2 separate regions of the Homo sapiens genome follow, and region 2 is linked to region 1. Evidence: read pairs that join two places in POLR2A ChIA-PET (ENCODE). Cell type or tissue: MCF 10A. All regions are shown on one strand. Each heading gives the region's core, and the rest is flanking DNA. Links, peaks and the distances in the headings are about the cores only.

Region 1 (6,505 bases), core at 697-3,196:
GCAGTTATGCCTTGGCTGTATTACAAATTCAACCAGCTGCCTTTCAGTCAAATTTCAAGACATTTGTTCCCTGAAACACAGAATGGGAAGAATTGCTTACTTTCTTATTTCAAAGATAGTGTAAGAGGCATATACAACTCACAGATCTGAGGGACGAATTCTATACAAAATAAATCATAAAATACCTCTTTCCTCTTCCTATCTGCTTTCTTTATTCCCACTAACATATAGTTCTTAATCAGATGAACTTTAACTTGATTGCAAATTAAATTAGACTATAAAAAAAAGGAATCAAAACAGTACCCATCATGATGTGATGGTTAATTTTATGTGTCAACTTGACTGGACCACAGGGCGCCCAAATACTTGGCCAAGACATTATTTTGGGTGTTTCTGTGAGGGTGTTTTGGATGAGATTAACATTTAAATTGGCAGACTGAGTAAAGCGGATTGTTCTTCCCAATGTAGGTGGGCCTCATCCAATCAGTTGAAGGCCTCAGTAGAACAAAATACTACCTTCCCCCAAGTAAAAGAGAATTCTCCTTCCTGACAGGCTTTAAACTGGAACATTGACTTTTCCAGCCCACTAGACAACAGCTCTGCAGATTTTTTTTTTTTTTGAGACAGTGTCTCACTCTGTTACCCAGGCTGGAGTGCAGTGGCATGATTTTGGCTCACTGCAACCTCCGCCTCCCACGTTCAAGTGATTCTCCTGCCTCAGCCTGCCGAGTAGCTGGGACTACAGGCGCCCACCACCATGCCTGGCTAATTTTTGTATTTTCTAGTAGAGATGGGGTTTCATCATGTTGGCCAGGCTTATCTTGAACTCCCAACCTCAAAGGATCCGCTCGCCTCAGCCTCCCAAAGTGTTGGGACTACAGGCGTGAGCCACTGCACCCAGCCAAGCTCTGCAGATTTTGGATTTGCCAGCCTCCATAATTGTGTAAGCCAATTCCTTATAATAAATACACATATATTTATATATCTATATCTCCCTATATGTTTATTTCTATATATCTTTTACTTATAATATTTACCAATCTCTCTTATTGGTTCTGTTTCCCTGGAGAACTCTAATATAGAACAATAAATACCATTATACCAAAACTGCAGCTAAAACTTCAGAGAATTCAGGTCATGCTGGAAAACTAAAGGCAGGCAGGGTTTTTCTAACAACAAAGGTCATATATTCTGACTATATCCTGAAGTCTCTGGTATTTATGGCAGAATAAAAAAATATGTAGAAATATGGTGAAACCCTGTCTCTACAAAAAGTACAAAAATCAGCTGGGCGTGGGGGCATGAGCCTGTAGTCCCAGCTACTCATGAGGCCGAGGTGGGAAGGTTGGAGGATTGATTGAGTCTAGGAGGTTGAGGCTGTAGCAAGCCGAGATCGCACCACTACACTCCAGCCTGCGTGACAGAGTGAGACCCTATCTCAAAAAAAAAAAAAAAAAAAAAAAAAGACATAATGCAAGGCTGGGTGTGCGGTGGCTCATGCCTCCTATAATCCCAGCACTGTGGGAGGTAGAGGCAGGCAGATCACCTGAGCTCAGGAGTTCAAGACCAGCCTGGGCAACATGGTGAAACCCTGTCTTTATAAAAATACAAAAATTGGCCAGGTGTGGTGGCATGCGTGTATAGTCCCAGCTACTCGAGGCTGAGGTGGGAGGATGGCTTGCATCCAGAAGGTCAAGGCTGCAGTAAGCTGAGATTGTGCCACTGGACTGCAGTCCAGCTTCAGTGATAGAGTGAGACCCTGTCTCAAAACAAACAAACAAAACCCAACTCTCTCTATATATAATATATCATATATATAATTATATGTAGAATTCTTTCCAGAATACCTCATTTTCTAGTGACTTCCTGCCTATTCTAACCTGCAGCTTTGGGGGTTATTTGGCTTTAACAGATGAGTCACTTACACAGCTGAGGAAATCTTCCTATACACAGTGAACCAAGAAGGGTGGAGGGGAAGGCTGGGTGCAGTGGCTCATGCCTGTAATCCCAGCACTTCGGGAGGCTGAGGCAGGTGGATCACGAGGTCAAAGATCGAGACCATCCTGTCCCACATGGTGAAACCATGTCTCTACTGAAAATACAAAAATTAGCTGGGTGTGGCGGCAGGCGCCTGTAGTCCCAGCTACTCGGCAGGCTGAGGCAGGAGAATCGGTTGAACGTGGGAGGCGGAGGTTGCAGTGAGCTGAGATCGCACCACTGTACTCCAGCCTGGTGACAGAGCGAGACTCCATCTCAAACAAACAAACAAACAAACAAACAAACAAAAAGGTTGAAGGGGAAAAGTACATTGAGTTTAGTTTCCTTGGGCAATCTGGTTACTAGATTTTACAGAATTCCATGGAAATTTTTACATCCTCTAACCATGGCCTTAGCCACTGCCTACAAAAGTATCAGGCAAGACAGGCCTCACGTTAGATGAGATAGTATCCTGAGGACCGAAGAGAGACCACCTACAGAAAAAGTTAAATCTGGAGATAACAGGAAACAGTGAGGGACCCTACCTGGAGAAAGTGAATTAGGGAAACACCTTGGGGTAATTCTGGCGCAATAGTAGTGATAAAGCAGCAGACCATTCTTTACTGCTAAAGGGCCTTCCCTGACCTACAATCTCCTCTGCTCCACTTATTTGGTCACTCAGCTAAGTGACCAAATTTCTTCTGTTCAAAGAAGAAAGTCAGGGCAGACACTACCCCACAGCTGTGTTCTCAGCCCTCCCTTAGGGTTTCTGAGAACACTCTGGGGGAACTGTTTTCTTTTTTGACCAAAAGCCACCTGAGTGGTTGGAGAGGCATCTTGTCTCAAATGTAGGACCTCCTCTAGGGAGGGGCTACGATATCTACGTTCCAAACAATTTTGGACGCTACCTCTTTTGAATGCACCAAAGAGGTAGCATCCGAGTGATAAGACCTAATTATTTTTAGTAGCATCGCATTTCCATTCATGTAAATATTTTATTTTTCCTAATCATAATTGCTTTTCTCTTATGGATAGGGGCACGAAGAGGAATTAGGTATATTTCAGTTCCTTCTTTAATTAGTTTCAGGCCTATAATGTTCACCAGTTGGGAGAGAATATCCAGAAGGGCTGGCTGGCTGGCCAGCCTCTAACAATGCTTGAAAAGGCAGGTAAATCCTGAGTCAGCAAATGGGAAAAGCAAGCACATTCAGTTTTTCAAAAAGGTCACGTTTCCAAGTAGTATTTGGCATGTTCCATCAAGTACTGAATTGGTACTAGGCAGATGGATCTAAGCAATTGGTATTAGTAAGTTAACAGGTAAACAGAATAATATTTACCTTCATTTTAAAAGAAGGTATTTAACCACATTTCTCACTTGTAAGTGGGAGGTAAACATTGGGCACACACATAAAGATGGGAACAACAGACACTGGAGACTCCCAAAAGTGGGGAGAGAGGGAGTAAGCGTTGAAAAAGTGCCGACTGGGTGCTATGTTCACTACTTGGGAGACAGGCTAAGCAGAAACCCAAGCTTTAGCATCACACAATATATCCATGTAACAAACTTGCACACGTACCCCTTGAATTGAAAATTTAGAAAAAGGTATTTAAAAAATAAAGTCTCCATTTCCGCAATCCTCTTGAGCTATCAGTATAAAACAGCACTTTGACAAACTCACATTAAAGGCCAATAACCACCATGAATACAAGACTTAGTTCTCATTTATTTGTGATTTTGCAGGTGTTCAAACCAATGAATGAAAATCAATTATCTCTTCATATCAATGAAATTCACTATTTCACTATTATCTTCAGAATCATAGTGATCAAAACCCTACCTGAAAATGGTAATACAAAAGAGAACTATTAATACAAGGTTTCAGAAGACTGTGCAAGTTAAAATAATTGGCATTAAAACGACACACAACAAACCACCGAAGGTTTGGTCCCTTTTCTCTCTGATATGTGGCCTCTGATCTCTTTCTTAGGGCAGTGGTTTTCAACGTCTGTGTAGCAGAATCACCTGAAAAGCTAACAGAATATATAGAAACCCAGGATTTGTATTTGTATTTAAATGTAAATACAAAAGGTCTGGGTCTCTGTATCTTTACAAAGTTCTCCAGCAATGGTTTCCAAACCAGGCTTATCACAATCACCAGGGAAGCTCTGAAAACAACAACACATTCCTAGGCTTCATCCCTAGAAATTCTGATTCAGTAGGTTTGAGGTCGGGACCCAAAAATCTTTTTCTTTTTGTTTTTTTTTTTTGGAGATGGAGTTTCACTCTTGTTGCCCAGGCTGAAGCGCAATGGTGTGATCTCAGCTCACTGCAACCTCTAACTCCCAGGTTCAAGCGATTCTCCTGCCTCAGTCTCCCAAGTAGCTGGGATTACAGGTGCCCGCCACCACGCCCAGCTAATTTTTCTTATTTTTAGTAGAGACGGGGTTTCAGTATGTTGGCCAGGTTGATCTTGAACTCCTGACCTCAGGCGATCCACCTGCCTCAGCCTCCCAAAGTGCTGGGATTACAGGTGTGAGCCACCACGGCTGGCTCAGGACCCAAAAATCTTAAAACATTTTTAAAAAATTTTAACAAACTTCCCAGGTATTCCCGACCAGCCAGATTTGGGAACCACTGACTTAGGACACTTATTTAAGGTCTATCACAGAACTTCAGGCCTCAGAGTTTAGTAAGAATATCGATAACTTTGGGTAGGTTATAAATCACCATCCTAGAGATAATTTAACAAATTAAATGGTCTAGTAGTGATTTGATACTAAAAAGCCCTGCCCAATTTAGTACTTAAATTACCTAATGATTTTCTGTCTATCTACTTTCCTCCCCCAGGCTAGGACCTGCACATAATATGTTTCCTATGACTAAGTGCCTACGTGTTCACAAAGTTGCCCCAGTGGAGGTTGTTAACTTCTCTCTTTTCTTCTTCCATTCAGATTCCCAAAGCTGTGAGGAGCAGACCTATTTCGAAGCATCACAGCCAGCTGATGTCACTTGCAGTATTATGCATTAAGACATCAACCCAGAAACCTGCAAATGGGAGACACTAGGCAATCCTATCATGAGGATTAAGCTCTTTGTGGAAGAAAATGCTTTCATTGCATGAGATAGGTAGTTTAAAAATGACTATTCTTTTTTCTTTTTTTTTTGAGACGGAGTCCTTCTCTGTCACCCAGGCTGAAGTGCGGTGGCATGATCTCGGTTCACTGCAACCTCTGCCTCCCAGTCTCAAGCGATTCTCCCACCTCAGTCTCCAGAGTAGCTGGGATTACAGACACGTGCCATCACGCCTGGCTAATTTTTGTACTTTTAGTAGAGACGGGGTTTTGCCATGCTGACCAGGTTGGTCTCGAATTCCTGGCCTCATGTGATCCGCCTGCCTTGGCCTCCCCAAGTGCTGGGATTACAGGCATGAGCCACCATGCCCGGCCAAAAAACTTGACTATTCTTGATGCCAAGACAAGAGAAACTTAATTATGACGTTAGAAGTTTCAAAAATACAGTGACTTCTGGGACACTTCTAGTAGCCAAAAATCCACAGATGCCCAGACCCCCTCCTTCTGCATTCCAGAATCAGATGTTTACATTCCAAGACAGAAAGAATCTGAAACAACGGCCTACAAGAAATTTGGGAAATGACATTTGATCTCATTTTCCTCTCAATTGGAAGTCATGATATCAATGAATATCAAATGGAAAAATAAGCTCAGAAGTAGGTGAGAATTATGATCTCTAAAACGCAGGTGCTGATTTCTAATCCTTCTCATAAAATTCCGGATCACAAATTGAGGGCTGATGAGAAGATCTTACACCGAAGGCACTAACTGGCACTAATGTGAGCCAGCAACATGTGAAAGGCTAATCCAGGAGATGCAGAAATGCACATGGGTTCCAGGTGTCTTTTCTAAGTGACAATGGGCCTCCTTACTGGACAGTAGTCAGGAGACAATTCAAATGTACTTAATAAAATTGTCAGGTGGGCAACCAAAGGGAAGAGACTTAAAAGACCTCCCAGAACTGGGATGGAAAATAAGCCAAACACTACTAGCAGCAGGACCAGCTGGAGGACTTGGTTTGTAGATTGATGTAGTCCCCTTGGGTGGACAAAGACATGATATCTTCTGTGGAATTTCTCATCATCTTTTCAATGAGGACTCTAAAAGACAAAAAATAAGCCTGAGAAGCTTATTTTGGAGGAAAAGCAGAAATGGCAGATGTAGTCTGACTTATCATCAGAGAGTATTTGGTAAAGCCAGAAGGTTTAAATGCCCCTTTGTCCCCAGTTATCTCAGGAAAGACAGTATCCCTGACCTTTAGGGGCTAGCATTCCAATGGCTCAGTCTGTCATTGTTGGCTCAGAAATAAGAAAAGAGGGTCCACAGGGCCACAGTGGAAGATGGATACATCTGCATGCCTATCAGCATGAGCTACTTACCTCATAGCCTCATTAATATTTTTGTTCTCCTTGACTGATGTTTCTGTCCAACCTGTGAAACCGTTCTCTTTACTGAA
Region 2 (5,393 bases), core at 1-2,500, 360 kb after region 1:
TAATTTTTTTTGTATTTTTAGTAGAGATGGAGTTTCACCATCTTGGCCAGGCTGGTCTTGAACTCCTGACCTCGTGATCCACCCGCCTCTGCCTCCCAAAGTGCTAGGATTACAGGCATGAGTCACCACGCCTGGCCAAATCATGGATTTAAACATATTTTATATGTTTGAGTCACTTATAGTTACTACTTTGATGCTCAAATTGTCCCGACTTTGGCAAATGGAGCTGATTTATGTTGGTACCTTAGTCCTTTTGTGTTGTTTTTTGTTTATCAATGAATATTTTCTTTAAAAATTTAGTGTATATATCTTTTTTTTTTTTTGAGACAGTCTCGCTCTGTCTCCCAGGCTGGAGTGCACTGGCATGATCTCGGCTCACTGCACCCTCCACCTCCTGGGTTCAAGCGATTCTCCTGCCTCAGCCTCCTGAGTACCTGAGATTACAGGTGCCCACCACCATGCCCCCGCTAATTTTTGTATTTTTAGTAGAGATAGGATTTCACCGTATTGGCCAGGCTGGTCTCGAGCTCCTGAACTCAAGTTGTCTTCCTGCCTCAGCCCCCTAGAGTGCTGGGATTACAGGCATGAGCCACCATGCCCAGCCCTAATGTATATGCCTTTTTAATTGAGAAACAATTCAATATACCATAAAAGTCACCATTTTAAATTGTACAGTTCAATGGGTTTTTTTGTTTGTTTGTTTGTTTGCGGGGGAGTCTCTTTCTGTCGCCCAGGCTAGAGTGCAGTGGCACAATCTCGGCTCACTGCCAGCTCCGCCTCCCAGGTTCACACCACTCTCCTGCCTCAGCCTCCCGAGTAGCTGGGACTACAGGTGCCTGCCACCACACCCGGCTAATTTTTTGTATTTTTAGTCATGTTAGCCAGGATGGTCTCAATCTCCTGACCTTGTGATCCGCCCCCTCAGCCTCCCAAAGTGCTGGGATTACAGGCGTGAGCCATCACGCCCGGCCAATGGTTTTTAGTATATTCAAAAAGTTGTGCAACTATCACCACCATCTAATTTCAGGATAACTGCCTTACCCGAAGAAGAAACCACATACCCATTAGCAGTCGCTACCCATTCCCCCTCCCACTCCCAGCTCCTGACAACTACCAATCTACTTTCTGTCTCTACAGATTTTCCTGTTCTGGGCGTTTCATGCAAATGAAATCATATAATATGTGGCCTTTTGTGACTGGCTTCTTTCACTTAGCAGAGTGTTTTCAAGGTTCATCCATATTTTAACATGTAGCAGTACTTCCTATCTATGGATAAATAATATTCCCTTGTATGGATATACCACATTTTATCTTTTATCAGTCAATAGACATTTGGGTTGTTTCCACCTTGGGCAGGTTACAAATAATGCTGCTAGTGAACATTCATGTGCAAGTTTTTGTGTGGACATACGTTGTTAATTTTGGGGGTATATACTTAGGAATGAAATTGCTGGGTTATACGATAACTCTGTTCACGTTTTTGAGGAACTGCCAAACTTTTTCAAAATTGGCTGTGCCATTTTATCCTGAGTCCTTTCTATAAAGTCTTAGCATTCTTTGATAGCTCTATTGCTTTCTGGCATGGCAAGACATTTTTGATGTAAGTGGCATACTGTATATTTTTTGTAATTCTTTTTTTCATTTAACATATCCTGCAGACTACTTCATGGGAGAATTCAGAGATGTTTCTCTTTCCTTTTTGCAGTTTTTTTAATACTCCAGTGTATGGAAGTACCATACTTTATTCATCCAGTCACCTTTGACAGGCATTCTGATTGTATCCAGTCTTGCTATTACAAATAGTGCTATAATAAATTGCCTCTTTCTATACATAGATAAATAGATCTATGTATAAAGATATATATGTATGTATGTTTTTTTTGTGTGTGTGTGTGTGTGTGTGTGTGTATCTTTTCATATTTCACTAGTATAATCTTTGTGTTAGGCGCCTAGAAGTGAGATTCCTGGGTTAAGGGTATATGCATAAACAATTCTGCTATATATTGCCAAATTATCCTCTGTAGGGATTGAACCAATTTGCATTATGACTGGGAATGCATGAGAGTGTCTGTTTTCCCAGTCTTGCCAACAGAGTATTCTTAAATTTTGGATTTTTGCCAATTTGATAAGTCTAAAATAGTATCTCAGTTTAGCTTTGATTTGAATGCCTTTTAAGTGAGGTTGGACATCTTTTCATAATGTTAAGGGCCATTTGCATTTCTTTTTCTAATAATTATTGATATCTCTAGCTGATTCTTCTGTGATTGCTGACCTTTTTAATTATCCTTTTTGAGAAACTTTATATACCATGGAAATTAACCTTTGTCTGACATTTAAGTTGCAAATATTTTTTCCCATTTTGTCACTGATCTTTTTACTTGACTTATGGTATTTCTTGATGTAGGTCATCATTTTAAATTCAATTTAGTAGATTTATTTGCTATTAACCTTGATATTTTTAAATAACAAATAGATACTGCCACTTCTTGATTTTTTAGTTTTAGGAATTTTCTACTCACCTTCCCTTTGGTAGATGAGAAGATAGTACCCTTCCAGCAAAGACTCACCACTCACATTGCACATTTTCAGAACCCCACCCTCCCAATATAGTAATGGGAACAGTGACTTGTGCGTCCTCATCTGAAACTGATGTCATAAGAACCAAAAGTTGGATCTTAAGGGAATAATAAAGAGTTTGTGAAGCTCCCTCTCAAAAATATAGTTAAAAATAAAAAACAAGGCACAATTTATCCTCAGATAATTTAATCAAATCTTTTAAAAAAGGATTTGCTTCCCTGGATTTGAATGTTGGTTTCTACATTATCAAGCAGTAGATGTAAGAGGCAGAGAAATCTAAATCCAAATTGTTAGGTGTCACTTCCATTGAAGAAGAAAGAAGTTCTGTTTTCATATGTTCAACTTGAACACCATGTTTTCAGGAACAGATCTATCATGAAAAATAAAATGTGTTTCTCAGAATACATATTTATCAATGTATCTTTATTTAACAATCTCCCATTTTTGCGAAAGGATGAATTCAAAATTCTTCTGGCATTATTACTTGCCAAAGAAGAGTGGGGACATGTGTCCCTCTTCTGCCATACTGTGACCTGGACAGAAGAAAGTGAATAACGACATTTTTCTCCCTGAAGCCTTCGGGAGCTTGGCCTGCAGAAGCCTCTTCTTGGTTAGGACTCAGAACCCTCTCAGAACATTGTGACCTGCCAGAGCTGGCATTGCACAGAGACCTTCCTGGGCAACCCTTGATTCACCGTCCCATAAATGTCCAGATGGAGGAAGTGGTCTGGGGAAGATGGACCATTACGAAGATTAATGCACCTTTTATAGCTAGGAGCAGCCCTTGATGTTGCCATTGCCTTCTGTTAGGTTGGTTTAACACTGAGTTTGATGGCCAGTAAACAGGTAAAAGGAATTGTATGAAGGACAGGAGGGTTAACCTGGCCAGTTTTGACTTCAGGGACTCCCAGAAAGTCTCCATTTGGCTCTTCTAATCATAAAATAACCTGTATAGTCACAAAATGTTGCAGTTGAAAGAGACTCATCTTTTGGTTCTGGCCAAGAGGCTGAGGACTATGGAAAGGACCTCAAAGATCATCAAGTCCCATTCTTTCATTTTCCAGAAGAAAGTCCAAACTGAAAGCCAAAGAGACAGGTGGAGTTCTTTTTTTTTTTTTTTTAAGACAGAGTTTCGCTCTTGTCTCCCAGGCTGGAGTGCAATGGTAGGATCTTGGCTCACCGCAACCTCCACCTCCCGGGTTCAAGCGATTCTTCTGCCTCAGCCTCCCGAGTAGCTGGGATTACAGGCATGCGCCACCACACCCAGCTAATTTTTGTATTTTTAGTAGAGACTGGGTTTCTCCGTGTTGGTCAGGCTGGTCTCGAATTCCCGACCTTAGTTGATCTGCCTGCCTCGGCCTCCCAAAGTGCTGGGATTACAAGCTTGAGACACCACGCCCAGCCTACAAATGGCATTCTTAACATGGCACAGAGCTGGTCTAGACTGGAGCAGGGGAGGGCCGGGACCTAAGTCTCTTTTTTCCCCTTCTGTGCACCGCTCCCTGAGGGCAGCAGTTCCTCATCCTGGTTGCACATTCAAATCTCCAGGACAAATTGTAAAATGCCTAAGCCTCACCCACAGTGATTCTGATTCGCTGCCTTAGGGCAAAACATTCAGCCCTGGAGCCAATAAAGCCAACTAAACTTCTACGATGGGCTGTGTAATAATTTGTATAGTATATGATTTGTGCTTTTATAGGGGCTTTTAGAGAGTAGATCAGAGAAATGACTCGAATAGTGGTAAGAATTTCAGTCGCCCCATCGGATCAGGGGCATATGTGTGTACAGTGGTTTTGGGAGGCTCTCAGGCCTGTGAGGGGATCTAGTGCCTAGGCATCCTGGCAGCCGGAAACACAGAGGAACTCTATAAAGGGCTTTCCCTCTCTAGTGCCTAGGCATCCTGGAATCTAGAGAGGGGTAGCTCTTTATAGAATAGGAACACTCTCCCTGGAAGCCCCTCGGCAGACCTCAGCTCCAAGGGGGAAGAGGCAGAGTTAGTACGAGATAGTTTCATTGGCAATGGGGCTGGAGTCTCCAGGGGTACGTACTTAGCTCTCTGACATGACTTCTTAGAAGAGGAGGCAATCTTACTATGCTCAAATAACACCACCCTTGACTCCTTTGGGAGAACAGTTGAAACTTTCAACTAGTTATTATCAGTTCATGAAAAAGTTTTAGTTTTTCTTTTAAGCTCGTTGTAGCTATCAGACCTCCAATAAGTTTCCTTAATGACCTGAGGGCAGTGATTCACAGACGATAGATGCATAGCATAGCTTTCTAGTTTCTGGGAAAGCTGGCCCCAGCCAACTTGTGAGCTTGACTGTTTGAGGCTGGGAGCCCTGTGGAGGGAGGGGTCCAGGGTGCAGGAGCAGGGAGGTGCACAGCTGCTGAGCCCAAGAGGTGGGAGGCTGGGGACGGCTGCTGAGTCCAGCTTCCTCCTATTCTTGTATTCAGTGCCAGAGCTTCCTTGATCCTCTAGAGAAGTAGAGTCTTAAGCAAGACTCATCATTAAGTTGGCTCAAGTACACGCCTGGTTCCTCTCCTTCAGCTACAACAAGAGGAGGGAGGTTTGGCTTCAGTGTCTTCCTAAACCTGCTTTCAGAGACCTGTGCTTCTTTTTTCCTTCTACTTCCTGCCCCACAACCTGCCCCGCCCCCCAATCCTGCCATGTTCCCAATATTCTCATGTGCATTCCCCCATAGCAAGTGTTACTGCTCAGGTTGGGTTGGTGGATGGGTAAGTGGCAGCCTGTGTTACAGACATCCTTCTTCATTTATCTTCCCATCAACACTTACCAATTCTGTGCCCACTGATGG

The links. Peaks named below come from ENCODE experiments on the same cell type or tissue, not always from the same donor. Only the 100,000 strongest peaks of a DNase experiment are listed, where the experiment ranks them.
Region 2: POLR2A ChIA-PET joins it to region 1 with 6 read pairs; 2 of 35 experiments call an interaction of 5 or more read pairs at or near these places.

What each region holds. Positions count from the first base shown.
Region 1 is chr1:205,764,305-205,770,809 of GRCh38, forward strand. It overlaps RAB29 (RAB29, member RAS oncogene family), which reads right to left. Exons shown (of 6, transcript NM_003929.3): 5 at 6,429-6,505; 6 at 3,682-6,149. The coding sequence ends at 6,038. Among named protein-coding and RNA genes, the nearest start is that of RAB29, 7.9 kb to the right of the region's middle. In MCF 10A, for the core only: no CTCF peak of the experiment used is centred there; a DNase peak (open chromatin) is centred at 1,927.
Region 2 is chr1:206,123,460-206,128,852 of GRCh38, forward strand. AVPR1B-DT (AVPR1B divergent transcript) reads left to right here. Exons shown (of 3, transcript NR_186693.1): 3 at 3,031-3,346. LOC105372869 (a long non-coding RNA gene) reads right to left here. Exons shown (of 3, transcript XR_922476.3): 3 at 2,747-2,947. Among named protein-coding and RNA genes, the nearest start is that of AVPR1B-DT, 8.4 kb to the left of the region's middle. In MCF 10A, for the core only: no CTCF peak of the experiment used is centred there; no DNase peak of the experiment used is centred there.